Linked DNA regions of Homo sapiens: region 2 is linked to region 1. Evidence: chromatin loops called from intact Hi-C (ENCODE). Cell type or tissue: PC-3. All regions are shown on one strand.

Region 1 (8,000 bases):
CTTAATGAATGTGTATTAACCTGCATTGATTTTCCCCATTTTCTCAGTCATTTCAAGCTTATCTAACTTAAAGCCACACTGGCTCAAGAGAAATAGAGAGCTACTGTCTCAGGCTTAGACTCTGTACTTATGACATAAAATTGCTTTTTTCAACAGGCAACAGAGCATTGAGTGGTTAACTACATAGGACTCACTTTCATGTTTCTTTCATTGTATGAAAGGTCATTGTAGAATTTGTATTTGACCAATAATACAATGAAAGACAAGAAACTTTGTCTGGGATGGGAAATCTTTTCAAGCCATATATCTGGTGAGTTTCCATCTTGTCACATAGAAAAAGCAACCCGAGGAACAGAATATATTTGGTGTTAGTCACCAAACAAGGCAGAGATGAAAGTTAAAAGAAGACAACTAAGTATTCAACATACTCTTAGAAGTAAAATTCTTTAGCAGTTTCCATTTTAAGTTTGTTACCTTAAAAACATAAATTGCTGACAGGGCGCAATGTTGTAAATCAACCCACATCAATATTTATTGAGTAAATGCTTCACAGAAGACTCTTTTCTCATTGAGCTTATCAGGCATTAAAATGTATCACATCATAAAAAGGAAATCAATTGCCTGAGTCTAAAATATAGCTGTTAAATTTTCCTACCAGCCATTTGAAAAGCTAAACTCTGCTTGTAGGGGGATAATGCCAGGATTTTGAATGTTATCTAATAAACTCAAGATGAGTTTGCAAGGAAATTTTTAATTTTTTTAAAAAAGGATTTAATTGATTGCTATGTATAGAACAATAAAATATCATTGCTTTTATTTGCTAGTGTATTTTATTCTGATGTAGGGAGGTACTCCATTAAGAAAATCCCAATGTTCTGAGATGGTTGATCAAAGAGATATTTAGTGCCAAATTCAGATGTGCTTTGAGTGATAAGTAATCAAACATGACATGAGAAATTAAGCCAAAATTGACTCAGTAAAAACATATAAAATACAAATTGCTGAAAGTCTTCTTTTTAATTTTAATGATACGTCTTAGAAATGGTTCAACTCATACAAATTCAGGCAAGACCAGTTTAAAAAGCAGGAACATTAAGAATCATACTTGAACTTAGTTCAAGAAAACAGTTGACAAATTCTAAATGTTAAAAGAAGCAATGACAAAATGACAAAATCTAGTAAATGATGACCATGATGATGATGATGATAATGATGATGACGATGATGATTCACAGCCAGCAGCTCCTGTGTGTTTGACATTGTTTTTACAGCTAATGTGTTATTTAATATTTGTTAAGTGTCCTGGATGTGGAAGTAATTTACAATAAGGCAAAGGACAGATAACAGTTTCCCCATTGTATACTTTAAAATATGTGACTCAGGTTGACTCAGTGACTTTCCAATATTGACAATGTTAACTATTGCCAGGGAGGGGACTAATGTGCTCCTCATTACATAACACTCCCAGGATTTCTTTACCTTGTGATTCTAAGATGTAACACTGACATTATGGGCTCAAAGCCCACTTTACATGCAACACACACCCATTTATGTGTCCATTCTGTATTGAGGGCTTGTGTTCACAAGACACACTAAAGCCAAGATAAGAAAAACAAGAGATCCTCTTTTATGAGTTACAGTCTACTAAGGCAACATGCATTAAAAAATCAATTATTCCAATACATGTTTAATCTACTTCACATATGTACATATTTCTAAATAGTTAATATATACTTAATAAATAACGTATTCTTAACACAAAAATATGTATTAATAGGTCCACTTTTTACCAGCAGTGTGCCTGGGGAAGTCTCAAAACTTCTGTTCCTTCCTGTGCTCACCTGTACAATGTGAAGATTAAATGAAAAAATGCATGTGTTCTGCTATACATAGTTCTGGACACCTAGGAATTTTCAGCCAATATAGTTACTACTCAATAATAATTATTGTTACTCTAATTACAATAATAAAATATTGTTCTTATATAAATAAGATGGATTTTACATAGTATGTGTACAATAGCTATTAAGAAAAACAGATTTATTCAAATGCAGATTATGTTTTTTATATAGATTTCTCATTGGGCTCTATTTTATACAATCCCAAAGAGGCTTTAAGAATCACAAACAAACTATTAACTTATATTTAGATGAATTTAAAATGTAAGGTAAATTTATTCATTATATACAATGGATTTTCATGTTTCATGGTAGTTATGTTCTATAAAGCTGCTGTAAACACCGAATTAACAAATACAGAACCGTTGCTCCTAAGGGAAATGCAGGGTTAGATTCCTGTGAGCCTCCAGTCATTTTCATCAAACAATCTATACATAACCTTTTTGTGTGTGTGATTTTCTTGAAAGACACCTCCTTTGATGTATATTATGGATGCATTAACATTATGAACTCATTGATGATCTGTAACTCATGCCCAACTGAAGCTGATCCCTGACTTCTTGTATCTAAGAACACTACCCAGCAGTTTGGCACTATGCTTGGGGGCCATAGTAAATGCAGAATCATCAACAAAAAGCACACAAATAGGGCCAGGCACCGTGGCTCATGCCTGTAAACCCAGCACTTTGGGATGCCGAGGCGGGCGGATCATTTGAGGTCAGGAGTTCGAGATCAGCCTGGCCAAGATGGCAAAACCTCATCTCTACTATAAAAAATACAAATAAAAAAAAATTAGCCAGGCATGGTGGCTTCCACCTGTAGTCCCAGCTACTCAGGAGGCTGAGGCAGGAGAATCGCTTGAACCCGGAAGGCAGAGGTTGCAGTGAGCTGAGACTGTGCCACTGCACTCCAGCCTGGGCAACAGAGTGACTCTGAAGAAAAAAAAAAAAAGCACACAAATGTGAAAATCACGGCAGTACATAGACTGCAAAATGAGCATGTGTTCCTACTGTGAGAGCTGAAACAAAAAGGCAGGGCATAGCCTTATCTGTCCTCAGGTGGGAATGTTGGCATCAGGTGACTCCAACTTTTACTGCTTTGTGCACCATGAAAGGACTGAGAGTGTTGGTTAGGGGGCTACAAATAAATCTTAGCAAGGCCAATTCACAAATAAAGATTTCATGAAATAATGAGAATCCACTATACTTGCTATTGTTTTTGCTAATTGAAACCTGGAGAAATTGAGAAAGAGTTTGAATAACACCAAGTTACACTAAGTGGCAGGAGAATTCTTGTTCCCAGAAGGTACCTGACATGGTTTGGTTGTGTTCCCACCCAAATCTCAACTTGAATTCTAGTTCCCATAATCCCCACGTGTCGTGGGAAGGACCTGGTAGGAGGTAATTGAATCATGGGGGCGGTTACCCCCATGATGTTCTCATGATAGTGAGTGAGTTCTCATGAGATGTGTTGGTTTTATAAGGGGCTTTTCCCCATTTGCTCAACACCTCTCCTTCCTGCTGCCCTGTGAGGAAGGTGCCTTGCTTTCCCTTCACCTTCAGCCATGATTGCAAGTTTCTTGAGGCCTCCCCAGCCAGCCAAACTGTGAGTCAATTAAACCTCTTTTCTTTATAAATTACCCCGTCTCAGGTATTTCTTCAGAGCAGCATGAGAATGGACTAATACAGTACCCTATAAACCTGCAATGCTAAAACAGAAATAGTGTGACTCAAAAGCTAGTTTTTACTGTATTTGGACTGTGGTTTTTTTAAAGCTGGTTGATGGTCATAATTACCTGGTTACTTTATTAAGAATATAACTTCCAAGTCTCATTCCCATCTTGCAGAAACACAATCTTTAAAGACAATGGGAAAAAATAAATTTTATCTTTAAAAACATAGACTTTTTTTGGTCAGTAATTACAAAAGTGCCTCAATACTTCATAAAACCTTGTGGTCATCAGTATGGATGTCAATTATAATTATGTATGGCCAAAAGATGTCTCCTTGATCAGTTAGATTTCAGGGTACTAGTAGTTGTTAACACTGTCAACAGATCTCAGTCTGTTATTTCAATCTGGCATGATGACCCAGGTTAAATTATTTTACATTATTATTTAACATTTAAAACAAATATTAAGGCATTTCATTCATCTTTAACAAGAAACAAGACATTTCTAAGACAAAGAGCAAAAACAGAAGTACTGTTTTTTGAGACAGAATTTTGCTACTTGCATTTGATGGATTTATGCATCACTGGATATATGTAAATTTCTGAATATGCCCCTCTCTGTGGCATAAACATAGGTTGGCTTACTCAAAATAAAACTTTATTTAAGGCCATGTAATGTTAAGACCTGAGTAATTGCTCTGATTCTTGAATAATTTTCTCAATTTATTCCCAAGCAATTGTTTTTTTTTTTTCTTTTCCTTCCTTTTTCCCATGTTTGTTAAGCAAATCTCTTTGTAACAAGATAAATCTTTCTGGTATAATATAAAAATGTAAAAGTTATGCAAATGTACATGTCTGAATGTCTGCACATACACACACGCGCCCATGCACACACACGCGTATGTTCCTGCTCAGAACACAGGCAAATGTCTAGTACTATCTTAAAATTCTAAGTTCATTTTATACTGTAGCATTGATATGGTGGTTAAATTTGTTATTAAAATTTAAAAAAATTTACCTGGAAAACTTAGAAATTTTAGGTCAGATAGGTTTTATACAAGGAGTGATTTATAGTCAAATTATCTCTGTGATTATATTCTTTCTGTATTTCAGCACTAAATAAGAACATACTTGCTAAAACTTGCCTCAAAATACACTCTGATTAATTTGGCCGCTGTGAGTACCTTAAAGTAAAATCCAACTGTACTCACAGGCATCTTCTTCCTGGAGAAGATTACAGATAATATTATGCCAGAACATCATTTTGTGGCTCTCACATTTTCATAAATGCCCCCACAGCTGAGAGAAAACAGAATCAAACTTCAATGAAGTATTTGCAATGTAATGGTTCTCTGAGGTTGTAGTTTCAGCATTTATTTTTGTCAGTAAAATCTGCCGTTTGTTGATACAAGAGAATGTCTATCTTTGAAACTCAGCTTGCATTTGAATGAGGATGTTAAAACAATTAAGCACCGGGCTCTATCATTCTGCCATCCGCTTCTCCTGCGTGGCTAAAACACTGAACATCTTGAGCTGCATGGTGCCTGGAGCTGTGCCACGTGGCTTGGATGCAGTCAGCAAATCTGGGAACTGCCAATTACTATGTCCTCTGCATTCTGTCCCAATCATTCTGATTCCTCCCAGGGAAGGTTAGTCTCAGTTAGGACACCATAGTCCATAAACTATAACTTTAACAATGAGATTTGTTCAATCCCAGTGAGGTTCACATATACTTTGAATGCCACATAGGGTCTGTCCCCAAATGGCAAAACACACAAATGGGAAACAGTTGTGTAAATACGAAAAATGTAACTCTTGTACTATAAAAAAGCAGGAAAACATCAGCACTAGCAGTAACTAGAACTTTCTTAGCACATGCTGTATGTTAGGCCCAGGCTAAGAGCTTAACTTTTTAAAAATTTTAACTCCCACAGCACCCACATGTCACTGATACCATTATTATCCCCATTTTCTGCACCCGCATGTCCATTGCAGCATTATTGACAATAGCTATGATATATACACAACCTAAGTGACCATTGACTGATGTATGGATAAATCAGTTGTATATATACACACACACACACAAATGATGGAATATTATTCAGCACTAATAAAGAAGGAAATCCTGTCATTTGCAACAACATAAACGAACTTGGAGACATTATGCTAAGTGAGATACACCGGACATAAAAAGAAAAATAGGCATGATGTCTCTTAAATGTGCAATCCTAAATAAAAGTTAAATGCAAAGGAACAGAAAGACCTTCAGAGATGGTGATAGGAGGAATGAGAGATGTTGGTCAAAGGGTACAGGCTGCACTTATTCAAGATAAAGTTGAGAGCTCTAAGATACAGCATGAGGGCTACACTTAATATTATTGTATTGTGTATTGGAAATGTGCTAAAAGAATAGATTTTAGGTGGTTTTACTATATACACAGAAAAAGATAATGATGTGAGACAATACATATGTTAATTACCTTGACTGTAGTGATCATTTCACTCTGCATATTGTATATCAAAACGTCATGTAGGGCCAGGTGCAGTGGCTCCTGCCTGTAATCCCAACAGCTTGGGAGGCCGAGGTGGGTGGATCACTTGAGGTCAGGAGCTCAAGACCAGCCTGGCCAACTTCGCAAAACTCCGTCTCTACTGAAAATACAAAAATTAGCCTGGCACTGTGGCGTGCACCTGTAATCTCAGCTACTCAGGAGGCTGAGGCAGGAGAATCACTTGAACCTGGGAGGTGGATGTTGCAGTGAACTGATATTGTGCCACTGCACTCCAGCCTAGCCGACAGAGTGAGACTCCATCTCAAAAAAAAAAAAAAAAAAAAAAGGACACCTTAAATACTTAAAATGAAATGAAATAAAAACAAACAAAATCAACAGAAATGCATAAACAAAGAATAAAGAAGAGTAACAGGAAGAGCAATTTAAGAACATGCCTGTAAAAATTCACATTTAAGATTTATCCAGTGCCTCCACATATATTATCTTAAATTTATTCTCATGTAGGTTATTATGTCTATTATATGGGTTTAAAAACTGAGGTGTGTCGGTGTTAGCAACTGCCGAAGAACACAATGCAACCTAAAGCCAGGATTCAAACCCTGGTGTTCTAATGCTGAATCTTCTACTCTTTTCTTGAGTAGGAAGACAGTACTGGCCTGCACTGATTTAATTCAAAATAGAAACTCCCACAAAAAGAAAATACTTCAAATGATTTAGATTTTCCTAGAAGAAATGCCGACTTACAAATACCGAGACTAAAAATGTGTGTGCTACAAAAAAAGACTTTTGCTTAAAGTATAATCTATTTTATTCATATTTCATAGGTGTGTTCACACCATTGTTACAGACGATAGTTTCTGCACAAGATACTCGGTTACTGTAATCTTCTGTTTATACCTTCTCTATTCATTAGCTCCTTGTTTTCTGTAATTGAAAATGCTTTCCAAGCCATCTGTCAACATGACTCAGGTTTTAACCTCTCTGGCAGGCCCTTACCTACTTCTACATAGGATTAGTGCATGGCCCAGATGCTGTCAGAGTTTCGAGTGAAAAACAGCATCAGAAATGCCACAGGGGGATAGTTATCAGTAGCCATTATTTAAACATATAATGTGTTATGGGTGTATTTAAAAAGAGCTCTTTTAATTTGCAAAATCATTTCTTAGAGTGGATTCTCACCTGGGAGAAGCATAGAGAGGTAACAGATGATGTGTGACCAAGGAAAGCAATAAAATTGTACAGTTCTCAGTAGTTTTCCAAAATAAAAAATAGTGAAAATCTCTGCTGTGGCATGTGTCTAGGAAGATGACGCTACGATATGTAATATTTTAGGAGAAGAATCATTAAGATCTCTGGTAACATTGTTACTGATTGTTTGAGGTGTGGTTCACCCCTACTAAAGAACATACATGACCTATTATGTGGAATGAGGTTATAATCACCTCCAACTTACCCACCAATGTTTTGATATTAAACTATTCATTCCTGATACCATTAGAGAAATTATTTTAGAAGTTATTATTATATTAGATTACATTATATATAATACTTTGCTCACTATTTTATGCCTTTTCTTTAATGCTTTCATGGATAAGACTATCGTCTACCTAAAATTTTGAGAGCAAAAGCTATATACCCTTGTATTAGTCCATTCTCACGCTGCTATAAAGAATACTACCCAAGACTGGAAAATTACAAAGGAAAGAGATTTAATTGACTCACAGTTCTGCATGTGAGTCTCTGGGAAGGCCTCAGGAAACTTACAACCATGGCAGAAGGGAAAGAAGGCACGTCTTATGTGGTGGCAGGTGAGAAAGCATGCATGAGAGCAGGAAAAACTACCATTTATAAAGCCATAAAATCTTGTGAGCATTCATTCACTATCACAAGAACAGCATGGGAGAAACTACCCACG
Region 2 (8,000 bases), 120 kb after region 1:
TGACCTTGCTTAGACGTTTATCTTCATAAGATTTTTCTGCTCATTGAATGGGTGATTATTATGTATGTATACTGTTAAGACAAATTCAACTTAGGAAAGTATTTGGTATTTTAGCATTTTCCTCAGTGCATATAAAGAAAAACTTTGGATATTAGACAAATCTCTGATTTTCCCTGTTTTGAATATTATACATGGTCTATTCTCATCTCTTCCTTTTTCTTTCTCAATTTCTGCATACATTAAGAAAATGAGGTAATCAATGAACTGTATTCCTGTAAAATAATGATAGAATAAAATATAAAATTCCTGATAAAATAATGGACAAATTGCAAGGACATGAACTTCTGCCACTAGCCAGCTCTGCCGCTGAACTGCCCTTTGAAAAGAAATCAGGAAGAGAGAGAGATGGATGAGTTTTTCCATTATGGAACATAGAAAAATGTTATTTCAGTGTAGTAAAGACATATATTTTACTACCAATTAACTACAAAACAATCATGTTTTTATTGTTTAAAAACAATTTATTTACAGGTATGTAAATAAAAACAAGGTAAGAAAAAAGTCACCCGTCATCCACCCTCCCAGAGAAAACCACTTCTGTATATAAAAATACAAAAATGCTGCCTGGGCTGTTTTATGTCTTATCTTTGTATTTAATAGTGTATCGTGAATATCCTGCCAAGTCAGAAAATGTATTTCTATCCCCACATTTTCATGGGCATATTGTACAACTGTGCCATGCTTCTTTAACCAGTCATCTGTTTGATCATTTTCATTTTTGCCTAACATAAAAAGATTGCAGTGCTCTCCTTGTAGCTGCTTTGTTGTATAAACATCTTCAATTATTTCCTTGGGATAGTTTCCTAAAAGCAGAATTGCTGAGTCAAGGGGTATAGGTGTTTGATAAATATTGACAAATTGCTTTCACAAAGTTTGTGCAAACTTAGATGCCTACTAGCAGTACAAAAGATTCCCATTTCCCCACATCGTTCTTGACATTATTATTGTATTCTTATTAATCTGCACCATTTTGTGGACAAAATGTATCTGTTACATTTAATTCTTATTTCTTAAAAGTAAGCTTGAACAATTGTATGTATGTATTAGGCATTTGTGTTTAAAAGGATCGTGTAGCATGCATTTGGATGACTGTCTTCTGAAAGATCATGCAGCATATGTTTGGATGGTTGTTTTTTAATTATGTAGCATATATTTGAAATGTCTGTGGAACACTAAAGATCTATTTTCCACCAAATAATTAGATAATAAACAGGCTATAATTTTATTAGGTGACCAAATAATGCTAAAATATAAATATTTAATTTCGGCAGCAAAAACACAGACACAAACTACTCATGTTTAGCAGCTTGAAGTATTTGTTTATGAAGCAGAAAAATGTATGAGCCGGTGAGCAAAATGTATAATTATTCTCCTTATTAAATGGATTTATAAATTGATTGATGAAGATAGATCCATCAAAGAGAATTGCTGAAAGGTTGGACTGTTCTGGTCTTGTAATATTACTGTCTATCTTCTAGGGAAGTTTCATATTCTAGGAACTGTTTTTCAGGATTCTTCACCAATTGAAAGCTGCCACATACAAAAAATGGCAGGTTGAGATAAGGTAACTCAAGGCGGCACCTGGAGAACAGAGGCTGCTGAGGAAATCATCGCATCATCAGCTACCAGAGCCTCCGAGAGAGCCCGGCCCTTCTCACCAGAGAGGGGATGGCAGGGCCTGCCTGGACCACCTCCACCTCAGGGAAGGAGGATAGGAGGGGATGGAGAAAGGGAAAGGTTGAGGAATTGTGACAAAAAGAGTAGAACCAATAACATGAAACTGTCTCAGTGAAACACACAGAGGGGCTAAAACCCCATTGTTATGTCTTTAAAGTTTATTTAATTAACATGAATTTTGTCCTGTATAATTTTTATAGAAAATATTCAACAAGGAAAAAATAAACACCTTTTTTCTAAGTATCGCGTAGCAGATCTTTGTATTAAGTGAAACTATAGGAACAAAAATGTGAAGGTAGAATGCCAAAGGAAAATAAATGGATGCCTTGGAAGAAAATCCTGTTACACAATCCCACAAGGCAATTACAGAAGGCCCGGGCTGGCTTTGCGCGTTTGTTTGTTTGCCTTGGCTAACACTGCCAGTACACCAGGAATTCAGGGGGGTTTGGATCACTCTGTGGATTCCATCAGGGTACCCGGAGAGAGGGTTTCTCAGATCTAGAAGTTTTAAAAACAAAAGCTAGAGTAAAGCTCAATCAGATTATTTGATGGCCTGGAAATTTGTGGACCTTTATAAAGAATATGAGCCTGCAGTTTTATGACACATTCAGAATACTTTCACATATGTGAATTGTCAGTGAGGCATTTGATCATCACTTCACAGTTGGAGAAACTGAGGCACGGCATTGCCAGATGATTTAGCAGAGCTGTGGTTTTAATGACAAAGCTGGGACTCAAATTCAGATATGATGATGCCCCCAATGCAGTTTTATTTTCATTACAACTTAATCAATCCACATTCAATTAGAAGTAGCGTGTAGTAAATTTCAATTTTGTTTTTCTTCTTACTGTCTTTTCTTCCATCCTCAACCACTTTGGAAGTCTATTAGTGTGCACGTTTTTTGAACATCTTGATTTTCTCACTGGTTAACTGGCAGGAGTTTGCTTTTATCCACCCTCAATTATTTGGAAGCAAAGAAATGGATTTTGACCTTCAGGAATTTTCTAAGGTGTCATGTACAAAAGCCCCAGGCTGGCACTTTTTTTTTTTTTTTTGTCATTCTCCTCAGAGGTAGAGGTGAAATTAATGTAGCTCCTGGCTATATTAGGTGACTAATGGAAGAAATCAATTCAGAAAATAAGATGTGTCTCATTTGTGAATTCCAAAGATAAGAACATAGTCCTTTATGATTAATGTTAGCTAGGTGCAATGCATCATTTCCTGAATGACATAAATCACATTTAATTGAAATAAAATGGAATCTCTATCATCCCAGTAAAGCATAAAGATATCAATATGTTCCTGTTTTAACAGAAAAAAAATCAATTTCCATTTGTATAGATATTTCCCAATTACAGTAATAATTACTATATATGAATGAATCTGGGGAGACTCTTTTTAACTAATAAGACAATGTGATGAGGTGATGAAGAAAGGAGCTAGAGAAGTATGTGGGGAGATCTCTGGAGGGCCTTCCCTGTGTGAGGGAAAAAGCATGGGTTCAGTTTCCAGATGCTGAGAGGGAGATGCTTCTAAGGGCGTCATTAGACATGCATTGGAAATACCGACCCAGAGCTCAGAATCAAAATCTCAGCAGGAGACACAAAGTCGCAACACTCTGGGTATTAGTCATTGTGGTTACAGGTGTGTATGAGTTTGCTTAGGAAAAGAGTCATATAAGAAAAGGTGGCTTGGAACCGAAACTGGAACACCAATGTTCAAAGAACTGACTGAGAAGGACATTCTACCATAAGACACATGCACACGTATGTTTATTGCAGCACTATTTACAATAGCAAAGACTTGGAACCAACCCAAATGCCCATCAATGATAGACTGGATAAAGAAAATGTGGCACATAACACCATGGAATACTGTGCAGCCATAAAAAAGAAGGAATTCATGCCCTTTGCAAGGACATGGATGAAGCTGGAACCCATCATTCTCAGCAAACTAACACAGGAACAGAAAACCAAACACTGCATGTTCTCGCTCATAAGTGGGAGCTGAACAACGAGAACACATGGACACAGGGAGGGAAAAATCACACACCAGGGCCTGTTGGGCGGTGAAAGGCAAAGGGAGGGAGAGCATTAGGACAAATACCTAATGCATGCGAGGTTTAAAACCTAAATGACGGGTTGATAGGTACAGCAAACTACCATGGCACATGTTTACCTGTGTAACAAACCTGCATGTTTTGCATATGTTTCTGAGAACTTAAAGTAAAATAAAAAATAAAAATAAAAAAATAAAAGTGAGGGCCGGGCGCGGTGGCTCACGCCTGTAATCCCGGCACTTTGGGAGGCTGAGGCGGGCGGATCACGAGGTCAGGAGATCCAGACCATCCTGGCTAACACGGTGAAACCCCGTCTCTACTAAAAATACAAAAAAAAATAGCTGGGCGTGGTGGCGGGCGCCTGTAGTCCCAGCTGCTCGGGAGGCTGAGGCAGGAGAATGGCGTGAATCTGGGAGGCAGAGCTTGCAGTGAGCTGAGATCGAGCCACTGCACTCCAGCCTGGGCCACAGAGCAAGACTCCGTTTCAAATAAATAAATAAATAAATAAATAAATAAATAAATAAATAAATAAAAGCGAGACATTAATAACTCTCCCTGGACATTATAAAGATCACACTATCTAGCTTTATCTAATCAGAGTCAAACCTGATGTCAATGGAGAATAAGGAATGCCCAGCTGAGAGAGAGAGAGAGAGAGAGAGAGAGAGGTGGAGGAGAAGGGGAGGCAGAGGGAATACAGTGTCAAAAGGAGGAGAGCGTTCAGCTGTGCTGAAGATGATGAAAAAGCCAAGTCAGAAAGTCACCCACTGACTTTGTGGAACCAGGTGTTATTTGGGCCCATGGAAGCAGCAGATTCAGTTGAGTAGAGGTGCAGAGCCAGAGGAGATGGAAGTGAGACCACGAACTGTTACATAAGAGTATTTCTTTAAAAAGGTTGGACTCTGATTAGATGAAACTAGATAGTGTGATCCTTATAATCTCCCAATAGAATTATTCTTGTTTCATTTCATTTTTAACATAGGAGAAACTAAATCACATTTCTATAGGGATGGGAAGACTAAATAGGGAGAGAAAAGCTGAAAATAGAAAGTAAAAATAATCAGTAGAGTAAGTTTATTAAGAAAGCATGAATAGAGTTATTCCTAGAGGAGGTATTGTTTTCCATTGTTTACCAATAGAAGCAGCACAATAGATGGGGAGAAGATGGGTGCCAAATATTTAGATTTATTTATACATGCAGGAAATTTGACAGAACTTCTATCTAATAAGTTCTTTTTTCATGTTAAGTAACAAGAGCAGTGATCTACTGAGATTCAAGGTGGAGGAGGGAAGGTTAGAGGTTAGAAAGTTTTTAACAGTTGAAATGACTATTTCAGAGAGTGAGAGAGCAAACCAACCAGAGACAGCTAGACAAGCCAGGCAGTTTTGAGGGCGTCTGTCCTTTTTAGTGCCTATGAATTATACAGGTGTCAATTTGCCAGGTGGTGTAAATATAAACCCAATGTTCCCTATAAGAAAAATTTTAATTACTAAGGGAAGCAGAAGTTAGCAAAAGTTCATGACCTGGGGCTGAAGAAGGAATTTTGGAATTTGATAAAGTTGGCTAAAAGAAAAAAAAAATCTGACAAATTGAAATAAGTTCAAAGTTAAATCATTTTTGCGTTACTGACAAAACAACATGAATGAAAATAAAGGCCAGTTCTCAAGTTGTAAGAAAATCCAGAAACAAAAGGAAATAGCAGTTCCTAACACCATACTGGTGCTGGGGACCAAAATCCAATTTACCGCATGGTGGAAGAGCTTGTGTTTAATAGATATAAACGGACATTTATATAGCCAGATGAAAGTATAAGTAAGCACCGTCCTCCTCCACTTGACATTAACCTGGACTCTTCCAATCACTTGCTTTCTCTATCCATGCCCTTTAAGATCTCTGGCTGGGCAGGAATGGGAGGCTCTATATAGAATTCTGCCACCTAACAAATTATACCCCCACCTACTCTGCCCCTTCCTCAGATACTTTAAACTCAATTTCAAACATCGTATCATTTTGTCCTTGAATATTACTGTTGTATCTTCAAAAAATAAGGACTCAAATAAACAAGCAAAATATTATTATCCTTCCAAAATTAATATTAACTCATTCCATAATCCTGCTAAATATCCAGGCAGTATATAAATTTTTCCAAGTGGAAAAATTAATTTTATATTGTTCGCTTGGGTCAACAGCCAAATAAAGATAATTATCTGATGTCTTTTTTCAAACCATAGTAACACCTCTTTTTTTCTGTTTTACTTCGTTTTGTTTTGCAATTGCTCACAACTTATGTGTTGAAGAAACCAGATTGTTCTGTAGAATTTCCATCAGCCTGGACTCTACTCATTGCATCACTGTGGTGTTACCTAAAACATTTCCCTTCTTTCTGTATTTCCAGTAAATTGGTAGATTGGAACAAACACTTGGTCAGATTCAGGTTGGATTCTTTGGCAATGATACTTCATAGATAGCATAGTGTACATCCACTGGGTACACAAAATGTTTAGTTGTTTTCCTTTTCATGAAGTTAGGTGGTATTGACAATCTTTGCGTGGATTTATTAATTTCATTAGTGGACTGCAAATAAGTGATATTCCAATTTCTTCTTCATTGTTATGTAGAATCATCCCATACAGAGAAATCCCTACTCATGAACCATTTAATTGCACTAAGTTACAATTTACATAGAAAAAAAGTGATGTGCTTTAACCAACTACAATCATAATCCTTACCGACGGTCCATTGACATGACCTTGGCGGTACTGACCCTGATAGCCATTGATAGCTCTGATTCCTGGAACAACAACCCGTTCCAGGCTCATTCTGTACATTTTCTCCCAAGTCCTGGAATTTATAATTTTTTAAAGATCTCCTGGCCCCTTTATGTGGGAAATATTTAAAGACTACAATCTGGGCACTGGGAGTTTATAAATTTTTGACCAATGTGCCTGTTTAATTGATGTTTTTCTAAAGATTTTAACCACCTTTGATTTTTTTCCTTCTTTTTGCCCTTCATTGTGACAGTATGACAGCTCTTCCAAAAGCGCACAGATATTTTCTTTCACTCGGGAACCAGTGATGCAGTCAGTCTGACCCACTGAGAAGGTTCAAGGAAGCTGTCACATGGCACCAAAGCACTATTGCAACTTTTAGAATAAAATTCCCCAGCTGTGTTTCTGAAGTAGCGCTGTCCTCTTCAGTCATCCTGTGCCTGTTGGGTGAGGGTTAGGAGTAATAATTGGCAGTGACTGCTGCTCTGCTCATGCCCTCAGTCACCTTTTCATACAACTGTAGGCTACTCTAAACTGCCAGGAGGTGCTGGGTTGGTGGGAGGCTAGCAAGCCCTCCCTGGGACTCTACTTCCCAACTCCCCCCGCAGTCCTGAGCCCAATTGGCAGAGAGGTAACCAGGCATCATCACATCAGCCTAATCAAGAGTTTTAAACATACTTAAAAGGGTTTGACTTCCAGATTCTTGGGCAAGATTTCATCAGTAGTAACAGAGCCATTCTGGCTTGAGTGAAACTCTAGCCACGTCACAACAATTAATCTTTATGGTTCAGAGGACAAGAAAACTTTTACTCTCCTGAAGGTTTGCAGAAGAAAGACAACGTGTGGGTTGAAGATACTAATAATCCTTTAAAAGTAGCTACAATGAATACCTCACCCTTATTATCCCTCCCAGAAATAAAAAACTGAAATAAAATGACTGAAATTTGTTTATTTAAAAAGAAAACTCCCTCATTTCAGTCATTTATTTCTGGGAGTTTCTTTCATGCTTCTTTTGATGAATAATTCAGTGTATTTCTTGACAGTAGATTAATATATAAGTTTGTTTGAGAGACGTTTGTATAAAAGAGTGATTGAGCCATAAAAATCATTTAATTATTTTAATATAAAGTTAAAAGTTTAAATTGGAAGACATAGCCTACATTTATCTGCCCTCACCGAGAGCTTATTTCTCAGCCATTAGAACCCATATCTCGAGTGAAACTGTGTTTCTTGTTACCTCTGGCAGATGAATGCCCATTCCATTGGATACTCCTTAGTTCTTATTCTCCTCACCTGTCCATGACTGATGAGACTTAACCCTTCATCCTTTCTTGAGTCTCTTTTAGAATTAGCAACCCCACAGTTTTCTGAGTCTTTCTACGTCATCTACATAATAATCTTCTTCCTTGCATATATATCCCATTTCTACCCCTC

Evidence for each region. Peaks named below come from ENCODE experiments on the same cell type or tissue, not always from the same donor. Only the 100,000 strongest peaks of a DNase experiment are listed, where the experiment ranks them.
Region 2: it touches region 1 in a loop (11-fold over the local background); 2 of 110 quality-filtered maps call a loop at or near these places.

Annotation. Positions count from the first base shown.
Region 1 is chr18:73,544,319-73,552,318 of GRCh38, forward strand. The region is part of intron 4 of LOC105372190 (a long non-coding RNA gene); the gene reads right to left. Among named protein-coding and RNA genes, the nearest start is that of LINC02582, 220 kb to the left of the region's middle. In PC-3, no CTCF peak of the experiment used is centred here; a DNase peak (open chromatin) is centred at 1,383; H3K27ac peaks cover 494 bases.
Region 2 is chr18:73,667,365-73,675,364 of GRCh38, forward strand. The region is part of intron 1 of LOC105372190 (a long non-coding RNA gene); the gene reads right to left. Among named protein-coding and RNA genes, the nearest start is that of LINC02582, 350 kb to the left of the region's middle. In PC-3, no CTCF peak of the experiment used is centred here; a DNase peak (open chromatin) is centred at 3,367; H3K27ac peaks cover 2,279 bases.